2 separate regions of the Homo sapiens genome follow, and region 2 is linked to region 1. Evidence: chromatin contacts called from ENCODE Hi-C or POLR2A ChIA-PET data. All regions are on one chromosome and are shown on one strand. The core of a region is the stretch at or near the end of the contact, and the rest is flanking DNA. Distances in the headings are between cores, read along the strand shown.

Region 1 (5,915 bases), core at 2,422-4,921:
ACTTAATGTCACTGAATTGATTAAATTAAGATGGTAAATTGTATGTTATGTATCTTTTACCACAATTTTCTAAATGACAACCCAATTAAAAATGGTTAAAAGAAATGTGACGACGAATAAACACATGGGAAGATGCTCAACTTCACCAGCCACCAGGGAAGTGCAAGTTAAACCACGAGATGCCAGTGCACACCCTTTAGAATTAAAGTGAAAAGGACTGAACTATCAATGTCGGAGCAATCAGGACCTCAAACACGGCTGATGGGGGTGTGGGAATCACCCTGCAAGGCAGTTATGAAGCTAAACACCCACCTCCCATGCAATCTAGCAATTTTACACCTAGGTGGGGAAACCAACTAGAAATGAAAAGCAGGGCCATAAAAGACCTGTGCCCAGATGTGAGTGGAAGCTTTACCCATCATGAGCCTGACCTGGAACTGTCAGTGTGTCCCTTACCTGGTGAGTGAAGAAGCAGACAGTGGCATATCCATTTACAGGAACACCACTCAGCAATGAAACGGGAAGCAGCACAGATGCACACAGCAACGGTCACAGTCCTCAAGGTCATTCTGTGGAGGGAAAACACCAGCCATGAAACGAACACACGGCATGATCCCACTTACCTGACACTCCAGAGAAGACAAACTAAGCCTGCACGACAGGGGGCCACCAGGCATTTTCACCTGGTGTGGGGGTGCGAGGTGGTGACTGTCTGCAGGGGCATGAGGGCACTACCTTGGGGCGATGATCTGCTCTGCATCTTGGCTGTCGCGTATGCATTTGTAAAAACTCCTCAGATTGTAAACTTAAAGAGGGGTGCTAGGGGCTGAACTGTGCCTCCCGCCCCCTACCCCAATTCCTATGCTAAAGCCCTAACCCCAGCACTTCAGAATAAGACTGTATTTTGCAGACAGGGTCTTTAAAGGGTCGACTAAGTTGAAACAAAGTCATTAGGGTGGGCCCTAATCGACTGGCATCTTTATAAGAGAAAATGACACAGACAGGCACAGAGGGAAGATGGATGTGAAGATGCAGGGAGAAGGCTACTGTTTGCAAGCCAAGGAGAGAGGCTCAGAAGAAATCAGCCCTGCCGAAACCTCGATCTGGGACTTCCAGCCTCCAGAACTGAGAAAATAAACTCCTGTTGTGGAAGTCCCCAGCCCAGCCTGTGATATTTTGTAATGGCAGCCCTACCAACCTAACACAGGGTAATCTTCCTACATATAAATTCTCCCTCTGTAAAATACAATTAAATGAATTTTTTTTTTGAGACGGAGTCTCACTCTGTCGCTAGGCTGGAGTGCATTGGCGCGATCTCAGCTCACTGCAACCTCCCTTCCAGGGTTCAAGTGATTCTCCTGCCTCAGCCTCCCGAGTAGCTGGGATTACAGGTGCCCACCACCATGCCTGGCTAATTTTTTATATCTTTAGTAGAGACGGGTTTTCACCATGTTGGCCAGGCTGGTCTCGAACTCCTGGCCTTGTGATCCGTCTGCCTCAAGCTCCCAAAGTGCTGGAATTACAGGCGTGAGCCACTGTGTCCGGCCAAAGGAGTATTGTTTTAAAGCGAGCAAGCGTAGGTTATAAGTGGATTGTACATGACTCTTCAGGGCTTCAATACCCAGCACTCTGCTATGTTCTCAGCAAGCCCTCCATAAAGCCTCAAATGCTAGTGAAAGTCGTGGCCACTACCTAATGCATTAACTGGTCACTGAGGTGCTCCCCACTCTTCCCAGCAGATTCTAGAGGTTTTTAAAAGCTCCTGCAGTTTAAAGCTATTCACACTACTGCCCTACCACCATTCCCTGAATACTGACTACGTACCAGGTGGAGTGCGCCATGGTGGTGGGATGGCAGGCCCATGAGGGGGTTACTTTCATCCTCATCTCACAGGTCGGCTTTCTGAGGCTTGGAGTGGGGCATGACTTGCCCAAAGTCACTCAGGGAGCTGGTGGCCATTTCGATGTCCAGATGAAAGGCTTTATTCCCACAGAGGTGACTCACGTTTCCACAGACTCCCATTCCTCAGGTGATGGCTCAGTCCTCCCAGGGGAGGTTTCTGCACAGCTTGTCTTTGTCCATTTGGACAGGCAGGCATTCCCTAAAGAGCTGTGGGGTTTCTTCTCTCCTGCCGGGAGGCTCTGGGCAGACACTGACCTCAAGGAGGCCGGGGTATTAGAATCTCCAGAGAAAATTTCCACAGGGCTGAAGGCGTTGGGGAGGCGGGCTGCACCATCATGGTGTAGCAGGTGTGGAGGCCTGGGTAGTTACTGGAGGCCCAGGAGGTGTGTCCTCAGTGATGGGAGGTAGTGGGGAGGGTCACATCCCCATGACCCACAGGGCTAGGGCTGTGGCTGTGGAGGTGGCTGCAGTGATGTGTTCAGGGCGGCCACACACCCTGTTTGTGGCCCAGAGCATGTCACTCTGCTTATTCCATTTCATGTCTTCTGGGCAGCCAGCTCTGACCCCGCAGGGTCGAGGACCCATCTGGCCCCCACAGCCCACAGAGCTACTCACACCTCCTGCTCTCTGCTTGAGCCTTCCTCCTCCACCAAACTGTGAGCTCTGTGCGGCAGAGCCGGTATCTGCCTTCTCTTTGAGACCCCGACACCCGGCCCAGGTGGGAGCTGGACAGTGAGGCAGGGCAAACACAGCTGCTACAGCCCAACCTGGCTCCACTCCCAGCTCACCCACCTACCAGCTGCGCAACCCCGGGCAAATCAGCACATCTCCTACAGCGGCAGTTTTCACCTCTGTCAAATGGGGCCACCGAGGACTGTCTTGCCTCCCTAATTGCAGAGGAAATCAGATAGTTCGCACTCCCTGGGCTGGGCCCTGGGATTCCCTTCCCTCTGGATCCTACTGTAGATGGAGTAGGTGGATGAGGAAAAGATAATTATAGGGCCAGGCCTGGGGGAGGATGCTTGCCTGGAGAGAACCAGAGACAGCTTCAGAGAGGAGATTCCTTAAACGGGGCTTTGAAGAGGGCAGGGGTCGTCATACCAAGAATCACCACTGTGATGGTGATGGCTGGCATCTCTGGAGGACCTACTGCGTGCTAGACACTGTTTTAAATGTTTGTGTGTTAACTTGTTTAATCCTCAGAATAACTTAAACTCATGTGATCCCCATTTTACAGAGGAGGAGGCTGAGACACAGAGAAGCTTGTGACTTGCCCGAGTAGGAGATCGCCCAGCAGGGCATAACAAGCGAAGGGGAAAGCTTGGGCGATGGTGCAGAGGCAGGAAACAGCCTGGCGCTCAGGGGAATTGGTCGTAGGTTGGTACAGCCATGAGTGCCCAGGAGCCACACCCCTCTTGTGTAATCCTCTCCTACATTGGCCGCCGGCTTGGTCACATGACCCGCTTTAGCCAATGGGACAGCAGCAAATGCAATGTAAGCAGCGGCTTGGGAAGCGGTTGCACATGTGGCTTGCTCTGGGAAGGCTGCATCCAATGGAGGAGCCCAGGCTAGCCTGCTGGAGATGTACGGCTCAGCCAACGGCAGCTACCCCAGGCCAGGCAAGGCCAACTTAGACCATGCTGCACCAAGGTGTCTTCAGCTGCCTGGGTGAGCCTAAATGAAACCAGCAGAATTGCCCAGCCTAACCTGGACCAGATGACAAAGCTAATTTAGTGTGGTTTGAGTGCATTAATAGATCATTGAGACAAACTTTCAAGTGTCCAGTATCTGAAGAGAACAAGATGACCAATGCTGTGCAGATGTGACAGAGCAGATAACTGTACCTGCAGTGTCCTGTCCTTGGAAGCACTGTGGGAAGACAAGGCTTAAAGGAAAACTTCTGGTGCTCTGGGTTCCTGACATCGGCAGCCCCAAGAGAGGGGTTCTCAGTTCACACTCCCCTCTGCATTCTGAATCCCAAAGAGGATCCTTAACTCCCACCTCACTGCCTGCTTCCAAAGCACCCAGCTAGCTTCAAAGGCCATCACCCTCCATCCAGTACCTGGCATGAAGCCAGCACATAGGAGCTGCTTTATTTTATTTTACGTTACTTTATTTTATTTTTGAGATGGAGTCTCGTTCAGCTGCCCAGGCTGGAGTGCAGTGGCGTGATCTTGGCTCACTGCAATCACCGTCTCCAGGTTCCCTGATTCTCCCATCTCAGCATCCCGAGTAGCTGGGACCACAGGCACCCACCATCATGCCCGGCTAATTTGTGTGTGTGTGTGTGTGTGTGTGTGTGTGTGTGTGTGTGTGTGTGTGTATTTTTAAGTAGAGACGGGGTTTCACCATGTTGGCCAGGCTGGTCTTGAACGCGTGACCTCAGATGATTCGCCCGCCTCGGCCTCCCAAAGTGCTAGGATTACAGAGGAGCTGCTTTATAAACAGTTTTTAAATGATGGGGAATGCATGCAGCCTCGCATATACACCAGGTACTCTGAACCACTGCAGAAACACTAAATACAAAATCAAAGCTGCCTGTCATATAGCTGGACAGGTGTGTCCACTGCTCCCACACCCCCAGAATGGATGGACTGTTCATTTCCTCCTTAGACTCAATTGCTCTTCCCTCCTCCAGTCCCCTGCCCAGGTTAGACAGCATCTGAATCCCCCACTTAGAATGAATGGAGTATCTGCCTCCCCCCTGAGACTGGATGGAATGTCCACCTTCTCCCTTAGACTGGGTAAGGTTAACCCACCTCTCCTTTTGGCCTGGGATCTCCTTAAAGGCAGAGGCCTGCCTAATCCATCCTGTGGCCCCAACACAGGATTTGGCCCTGAGGTCCTGCAGGGTAGAGCCCTGTGTTTCCCAGCAGGGCCCCCGCCTGGGTTAATCCTCCACTTCCTGATCTTCTAGTGGCCTTTCTCATGCCTGGAGTCTGTGTGGGATGGTCAGAAAGATGGATTGACACACAGCCCACTTTCATTTTTACTAGTTTTCCTCTTCCTAGTTCATCCCCTCCTCCCCAGCATATTTTTTGCCTGCATTTCACAGACTATGAAACCAAGTCTCAGGATGCATAATGTGGTCAAGTTCATGACAGGGAGTAGACGGTGAAGCCGGGACTTGAACCCAGGTCTGTCTGGTTGCAGCCCCAGCATTCCTGAGAGCCACACCCACTGCTACAATGCTGGAGGGGCTTGGGCCCCTGTGCTGTTTGCTGGGGTCCCAGGTGAGCATCATGCTTTAGTTTTGAAATTCTGCCCTGGAGAGGGGCCCTCTGGGAAGGGAAGGCTCTGCGGCTAGACAGGGTCTCTGACGGCCACCCGAGAAGGGCTGGAGAAAATGGCTCCCAGCCCACAGGGACTCGCTGGCCTTGCAAAGAGCACTGGACAGGGAGCCATAGACACCCAAAGCCAGTCTTGGCTCCACAGCTGGCCAGCCACTTTGCCTCAATTTCCTTATCCATGGGCACAATAACAGCCACCGAGAGCGTGGTGCCAAGTGCCCTGTAAACATGAATTCCCCTGGCTCACAGGTCCCCCAGCCCACCTTGGTATCTCCTTCTTCCCCTCTCGCATCTGCTCACCCCATTTCTGGATCAAATGCCTGCCACAAATTTCTTGCTCCTTTGTTTTAACCAAGGCAAGTTGATCACAGAACTGAATGCCTGAGGCCGGGCTCAGTGGCTCATGCCTATAATCCCAGCACTTTGAGAGGTCGAGGTGGGCGGATCACTTGAGGTCAGGAGTTTGAGTCCAGCAAAACCCTGTCTCTATTGAAAATACAAAAATTAGCTGGGCATGGTGGTGCACGCCTGTAATCCCGGCTACTTGGGCAGCTGAGGCAGAAGAATTGCTTGAACCTGGGAGACAGAGTTGGCAGTGAGCCGAGATCGTGCCACTGCACTCCAGCCTGGGGGACAGAAACTCCATCCCCCACCTCCAGAAAAAAATGAAAAACTAGACTTGTAGCACAAACAAGCCCCCCAGCCAGGATGCCTCTGAGTGAC
Region 2 (5,915 bases), core at 2,165-4,664, 33 kb before region 1:
AGACCTGAGAGGTTTGACTATCACTGCCAATTCACCAACCAGTTGATGACCCCATGTGGTCATCATAGAGACCCTTTGCCAACCAGTTTCCATTAAAGTTAAGAACCAAAATAAATTATCCTCTTAAAAAATAATAACTTTTAAGAAGTTGGAAACCTACAACTTTAAAACCAGCCAGATTTTTAAAAAAATCTTTCTGAATTATGAACCGGGTTTTAGACAGTCTTCTTTTTTTTCCATCTTGCTAAGTCAAGCACAGGCTTTGAAAACAAACCACATTGAATTTGCACCCACTCAACGAAGATTTTTTGACAAATCAATTTTATTGTGTGGTGTGCCTTCAAAACTGAGAATCCAGTGAGGCAAACTCTATCCCACCCTGACACTGAGTTAGCTGGGTGCCCTTGAGAAGAATGTTTTTTACCTTAACCAGGTGACAGTTTGCTAACAACAAACAGAGGGGTGAGATAAGACTAAGACTCTATGATCTTAAGCTTCTAAACCAAGCTAATCTATATACTTTCATAGCCTTTACCTGCCCACTGGTGGACAGAGAGGCCTTTCTTTTAATATGGAACCTTAACCACAGATTGGGTTTAATCTCAGACTTAACACTCTAAACTTTCTTTGAACTTGAAGTGCAAACAAAGCGCTAATGTCGGATGTAGCCATCTACACGGAATATGAAAGACACTTTAGGGATGCTGTTTGCCTAAGTAAGCTCCAGAGGCTGGGATTGCCAGTCTCCTTAGCCTGTGCAGGCACCTTTGGCAGAGGTTTCAGGTTGGATATGGGGCTTGGTAATGGCCCAGGGATGAATTCATATTTCCCCCCCTGGCTCATTACCAGGGGATAAAGGCACCTTCCGCAGCTCCCAGCAGGTTCGGAGCAGGAAGTGGGGTGGTTTGGACAGCAGGAATCTGACTCCTCAGAGGCAACTGAGAAGCCATTGTTCCAGGGCTTCCCGGGGCGCTTTTGTTGGCAATTCCTTCATGTCTCAACTGGAGCTAAGGTCTTCACCCAGCCACTGATAAACAACACAGTCAGTGCCAGAATAAGTCCCAGGACACTCCCCTTCGGCCAGTCACTACCCTGCTCAAGTACCTTCAATGACTCCCCAGTGCCCACTAAAGCACTGCGGTGCTCCAAGCTGGCCACAGTCTGGCCTAATTACCTGGCTATCCTTAATGCCTGCAACTTCTCATTACTTTATCTTGCCCAGCATGTATCTAGCATCCACTCTGGGCCAGGTACTGTGTTAAGTGCTCTGCAGGCATCTTCCAGGTTCATCTTGATGAGCATTCTAGAGGAAGACCTCATAGTATCATGTAGATGAGGAAACAGAGGCACCAAGTTGCTAAAGTAGCTTGCCTAATGCCACACAGCCGGGGAGCAAAGAGTCAACGCAAACCCCATCCCTGTGCACTCTCTGCTGCCCGGGACTGGGGCCATGCCCTGAGTACCAGTGTGTGCAGCGCAGAGTGACGAAGAAGCACCAGCCAGGCGATGAGTGGGGGAAGAACACTCCAGGCAGAGGCAGTAGCAAATGCATTTCTTTCTCTGAGCCTCAGTTTCCTCACCTGTTAAGTGTGTGCACGTATGCACACCCTTGTGTGCCCACTGTGTGTGTTTGTGTGGAGGTCGGGAGGCGTTGCCTTCCGGTTGTCTGAGACTCCCCCTGGAATCTGGAAATGATTTTTGGATGCCTCTTTAAATTTTGTGCCTCTCTTGTCTTACCCCTAGCCCTATCAGGCTGCTAGCTGTGATTGCCAATTCAGAAAATAGATAAGTAAACAGACTGACCAGGACCAGTGAGCTGGGGCATAGGGAGCATGAGATTGGGGTCTTCTGGCCACAGTCACCTGGGCTTGAGCAGGGGCTGTCCCTGTGAGACAGGGTGCCCTCTCTGCTACCCCTTGCTGTCTTGTAAACCTGGTCTGTTTTCCTGATCTTCATCCTCTGCAAGTCCCTTGCAGACGCTGGAGTTTGCGATTCCTGGGCAGCATGTTTCAGAAGGCTTATGAGGATATGCTGTTTAGTTTCTGTTCTATTTAACACATCTGCAGTGGCCATGTTACATCTCCTTTGCTGCTTTTCTTTTTTTCCTGTTTTCTGCTTTCTGTTCCATCATCTCCCACTCTTTTCCCCCAACTTCTCTCTCTTCAGCTCCCCAGAAAATCTCCTTTCCACCCCAACTTCTTTCTCTATCATATCATATCTAAACATTATTTGGCATAATAAGTCTTCCAGAAGTCAGGGAGGGCTTCAGAGAGGTGAGTAGGGCTCTTGAGCAGGGCTTCGAGGAATGAACAGGAGTTGGTTAGGAAGAGAAAGAAGGAAAGGGCAGGAAACTAAGGTGCTTAAATACAAAGGCTGGATCCATACAGGCAGGGTTTGAATCCTGGCTTAGCCACTCTGTGGCTGTGTGATCTGGGGCAAATTACATAACCTCATCAAGCCCGAGTTAACTCATCAGCATAATGGGAATTTCCAGATTATCTCAGTGTCAGAGTCTCTGGGCTGGTCCTACTGGCTGATGAGAGCCAACTGTGCATCTCTCTTCCAATGCTGCATTTGACAATGTCACCCTGGGAGCTTGAAATCTGCCACTGTGGAAGTATTTGCACCATGGAAATCGGCAGACTCTACAAGTCAGAACATTTTTTTCCCCCTCCAGAGAGCCAGTTCACCAACACATCACCACCTGCAGCTGGGAAGCTGGGTTAAGATTAGATTTGATTGCAAGGGGCTTTGAACAGCAAGGCCTGGAGATGTATTGTTCAAATGTTTGCTGTGGAACTTCAGAGACACAATTTGACCCTACCTAGTCTGAGGGGAAAAAAAAAAAATTTTTTTTCTTTTAGAAATAAAGAAGGCCTGAGTTTCTAAACTCAGAAGGCTTGAGTTTCTAAAAAAAAAAAATCCCAAACACATTCTCATATTATATTTACATAACTCTTCAAAAGATCTCCTAGAACACCTTAATTAAAAATACATATATATTATTTCTGTTGAATGAGCAAACCTTGAATAAGAAAATCACCAACGTTCTCAAGCTGAAAAACGGGGAGATTTTTAACTGGGAAAAACTGGGTGTGGAGGGGTCAGCAGTGGCCAGTTCACACGTAACTTAGCTGGGAAGGAAGCTGGCCTGTATCCTATTAGCAGTGGGAAATCATGGGAGGGTTTGAAGCAGACAAAGGCTATGATCAGATTCTGGTCTTGGAAAACATCCTTCTGGCTGCTCTTTGGAGAAGAGTCGGGAGAGAGCCGAAACAAATTCAAGGAGACCAGGCAAGAGATGAAGGGGATGTGGACAAGCATGTTTCTGGAGAGACAATGCTGTGTGTTTGCCTTACTTCCTTTTTCTCCTGGGCACTCAGCTGGACTACATTTCCCAGGCTCCTCTGCAGTGAGGTAGGACCATGTGATTTAGTTCCGGCCAATAGAATGTGGGCAGAAGTGATGTAAGGAACTTCCTGCCCTGGCCAAGGAAACTCTCCCATACAATCCTCTGGGCTGTTTCTCTTTCCCGCTTGCCTCCTGCAGAGGGTCCAATGCAGAACTCCAAGGCCTGAGGGGTGGCAAAGCCACTGGCTGGAAGGAGCCTGGGTTGCTGAATGACTGTATGGAGCAGAGACTCACCATTCACTGCATTGGACTGTGCTGAAAAGGACAAACCTTCCTTGTGTTGAGCCCTGAGACCTGGGACTGTTTGTTACAGCTGCCAACCTGATGGATGTTGGGTGATGAATCAGAGACAGGGGTGCAGACTAGAGAGCTCTTTGGGGTAAAGTCGTGGGACTTGGGATAGATTGGAAGTGGAATGAGAAAAGAGGAGGCATCGCGGACAGAGTCCATGTTTCTGATTGAGCAGTGGTGCCTTTTGCTCAGAGAATGTGAGGAGGTCTTTCTGGAGGGCTGTTTGGTGCATTTCAGATACTGGAGTAGAGCTGTCAAGAGGCTCTTTTCTTGGCCTGTGCCATGTGGGGCAGTCCAGCAGCTCCTCCAGAAGCATGTTATGGTGGCAAATGCTGCCCGTCATTCATCCGAAAGAGGAGACAGGGAACATCTGCCTGTGAAGTCATCGTGCTGCCCTCAGCCAGAGCCTACCCAGGAGAGCTGGGGAATACTAACTGCTTCCTGCCCAGCCCAGCAACACCCTACCATGTCCATATTTGTGACCCCAAGCTGTGACAAGGCTAATGTTGGGACCTAATTTATTTTTACTTCCTTTTAACAAATGTTTCCTGAGGGCCTATGATAATCATAATATTAAAACTATTATTTATTACCCACCGCTAGTCCCAATTACTCGAAAGACTGAGGCAGGAGGATCACTTGAGCTCAAGAGTTTGAGTCCAGCCTGGGCAACATAGCAAGACCCCGTCTCTAAAACAAAAACAATTTTTTAGAAAACTACTGAAACTACTGCTATTTCTTAAGCACTTACCATGTTCTAGACAGTATGCCAAGTGCTTTACTACATTTCATTAAATCTCCAACAGAGATGGGAACTATTATTGGCCGCATTTGACAGGTGGGGAAACTGAAGTTCAGAGAGCTAACTCTGCACGAGCTAGGCTTTGGACCCAGGTCATCAAATTCTATAGTCTGTTATCCCCATATGAAGCCAATTCTGCCTGGAGCACCAAGATTGACATGATCTCACAGAACTGAGCGTGGCCCCATCTCCTGCATTCCCCGGAGAGGCCCTTTTAGTCTCTCACAGTTCTTGTTCCACCAGAGTGGGTAGTGGCTGCTGTCTGCCACCCAGCACATTGGCACATTTTGGAGACCTCTTCCTTTGTCTTTGGGAAGCCTGGGGCTGGGCTACCCCATTGCATTTCCCTCCATGAGAGGAGACTGTCATTTTGCCAGGTCCTGGGTCCTAGGTTACTGGGCCACCCACTGTTGGCATGGTGACCAGATCATGACCCAAATCATGGCCCCTGATGGGCACAGATTCCTAGGCAGCCACCGTCCTCAGAAGGGGCCAATGGGCCTGGCATCCAGAGCAGTTCTTGAGCTAGTGTGGAAACCCATTTACACCACCTTAGCCCAAAAGTAGTGTTTAAGGAATCACAGAATCCAAGGGAAAGTTTGGGCCAAAATCTAGAATCAGCCACCCAGATGTCACCACAAGCCTCTCCCCATCCCTTATCGCTACTCCTTGAAGACTGCCACAGGACAGAGGCAGGTGGTTGCCCACCTAGCATCCCTTCTCATTTAAAAGAGCCCTGGCCGAGCCCTGCAGTGGGTCACACCTGTAATCCCAATACTTTGGGAGGTCGAGGCAGGAGAACCACTTGAGCCCAGGAGTTGGAAACCAGCCTGGGCAACAGAGCGAGACCCTACCTCTACAAAAAAATGAAAAAATTAACCAGGTATGGTGGGGCATGCTTGTGGTCCCAGTTACTTGGGAGGCTGATATAGGAGGATCACTTGAGCCCAAGAGGTTGAGGCTGCAGTAAGGTATGATTGCACCACTGTACTCTAGCCTGGGCTGCAGAGCCAGACCCTGTCTAAAATAAAATAAAATAAAATAAAATAAAATAAAATAAAATAAAATAAAATAAAATAAAATAAAATAAAATAAAATAAAATCCCTGATTTTCTTCAGCAGGATGCTCTTTCCCAGCCTCACCATCTCAGCCATGAGATGTAAGCAGACACCTGCTATGAGTTCTGGGAAAGTTTTTGTATCCTTGATAAAAAAAATGTCGAACACAACTGGCCTAGCCCTTCCCCTTTTTATCCTTCCTTGAATGCAGATGTAATGACTGGAGCAGAGGCAGCCATCTTATACCCATAAGAGAAAGGCAAGAAAACCACAAAATTCCAGTTCTAACCTCATTGAGTGGCCGAACCAATGCCTGTGGTCACCTGTCTCTAGATGTCTTGTCACATGAGGA

The links. Hi-C counts contacts between places; a loop is a spot of excess contacts on that map. ChIA-PET counts read pairs that join two places held with the same protein, here RNA polymerase II (POLR2A). Pooled maps may share reads with other maps.
Region 2: a pooled map shows a loop between it and region 1 (2.1-fold over the local background). The contact joins the enhancer-like site here to the promoter of LINC01267 in region 1. A Hi-C loop is called at or near these places in 6 of 168 maps with a recorded cell type or tissue (Calu3, Right ventricle myocardium inferior, ascending aorta and 3 more) and 1 of 50 pooled maps. POLR2A ChIA-PET finds 5 or more read pairs at or near these places in 4 of 52 experiments (H1, MCF 10A, OCI-LY7 and 1 more).

What each region holds. Positions count from the first base shown.
Region 1 is chr3:14,348,897-14,354,811 of GRCh38, forward strand. LINC01267 (long intergenic non-protein coding RNA 1267) reads right to left here and starts at 3,672. Exons shown (of 3, transcript NR_110135.1): 1 at 1,825-3,672; 2 at 457-569. RefSeq lists enhancers at 3,669-4,226, 4,787-5,344, 5,345-5,902.
Region 2 is chr3:14,316,362-14,322,276 of GRCh38, forward strand. No RefSeq gene overlaps it. Among named protein-coding and RNA genes, the nearest start is that of LINC01267, 33 kb to the right of the region's middle. RefSeq lists enhancers at 3,161-3,470, 3,491-3,550. Within about 2 kb of position 3,415, at least 3 of the 41 ENCODE cell types and tissues checked have a DNase peak (open chromatin) inside an H3K27ac peak, as active enhancers do.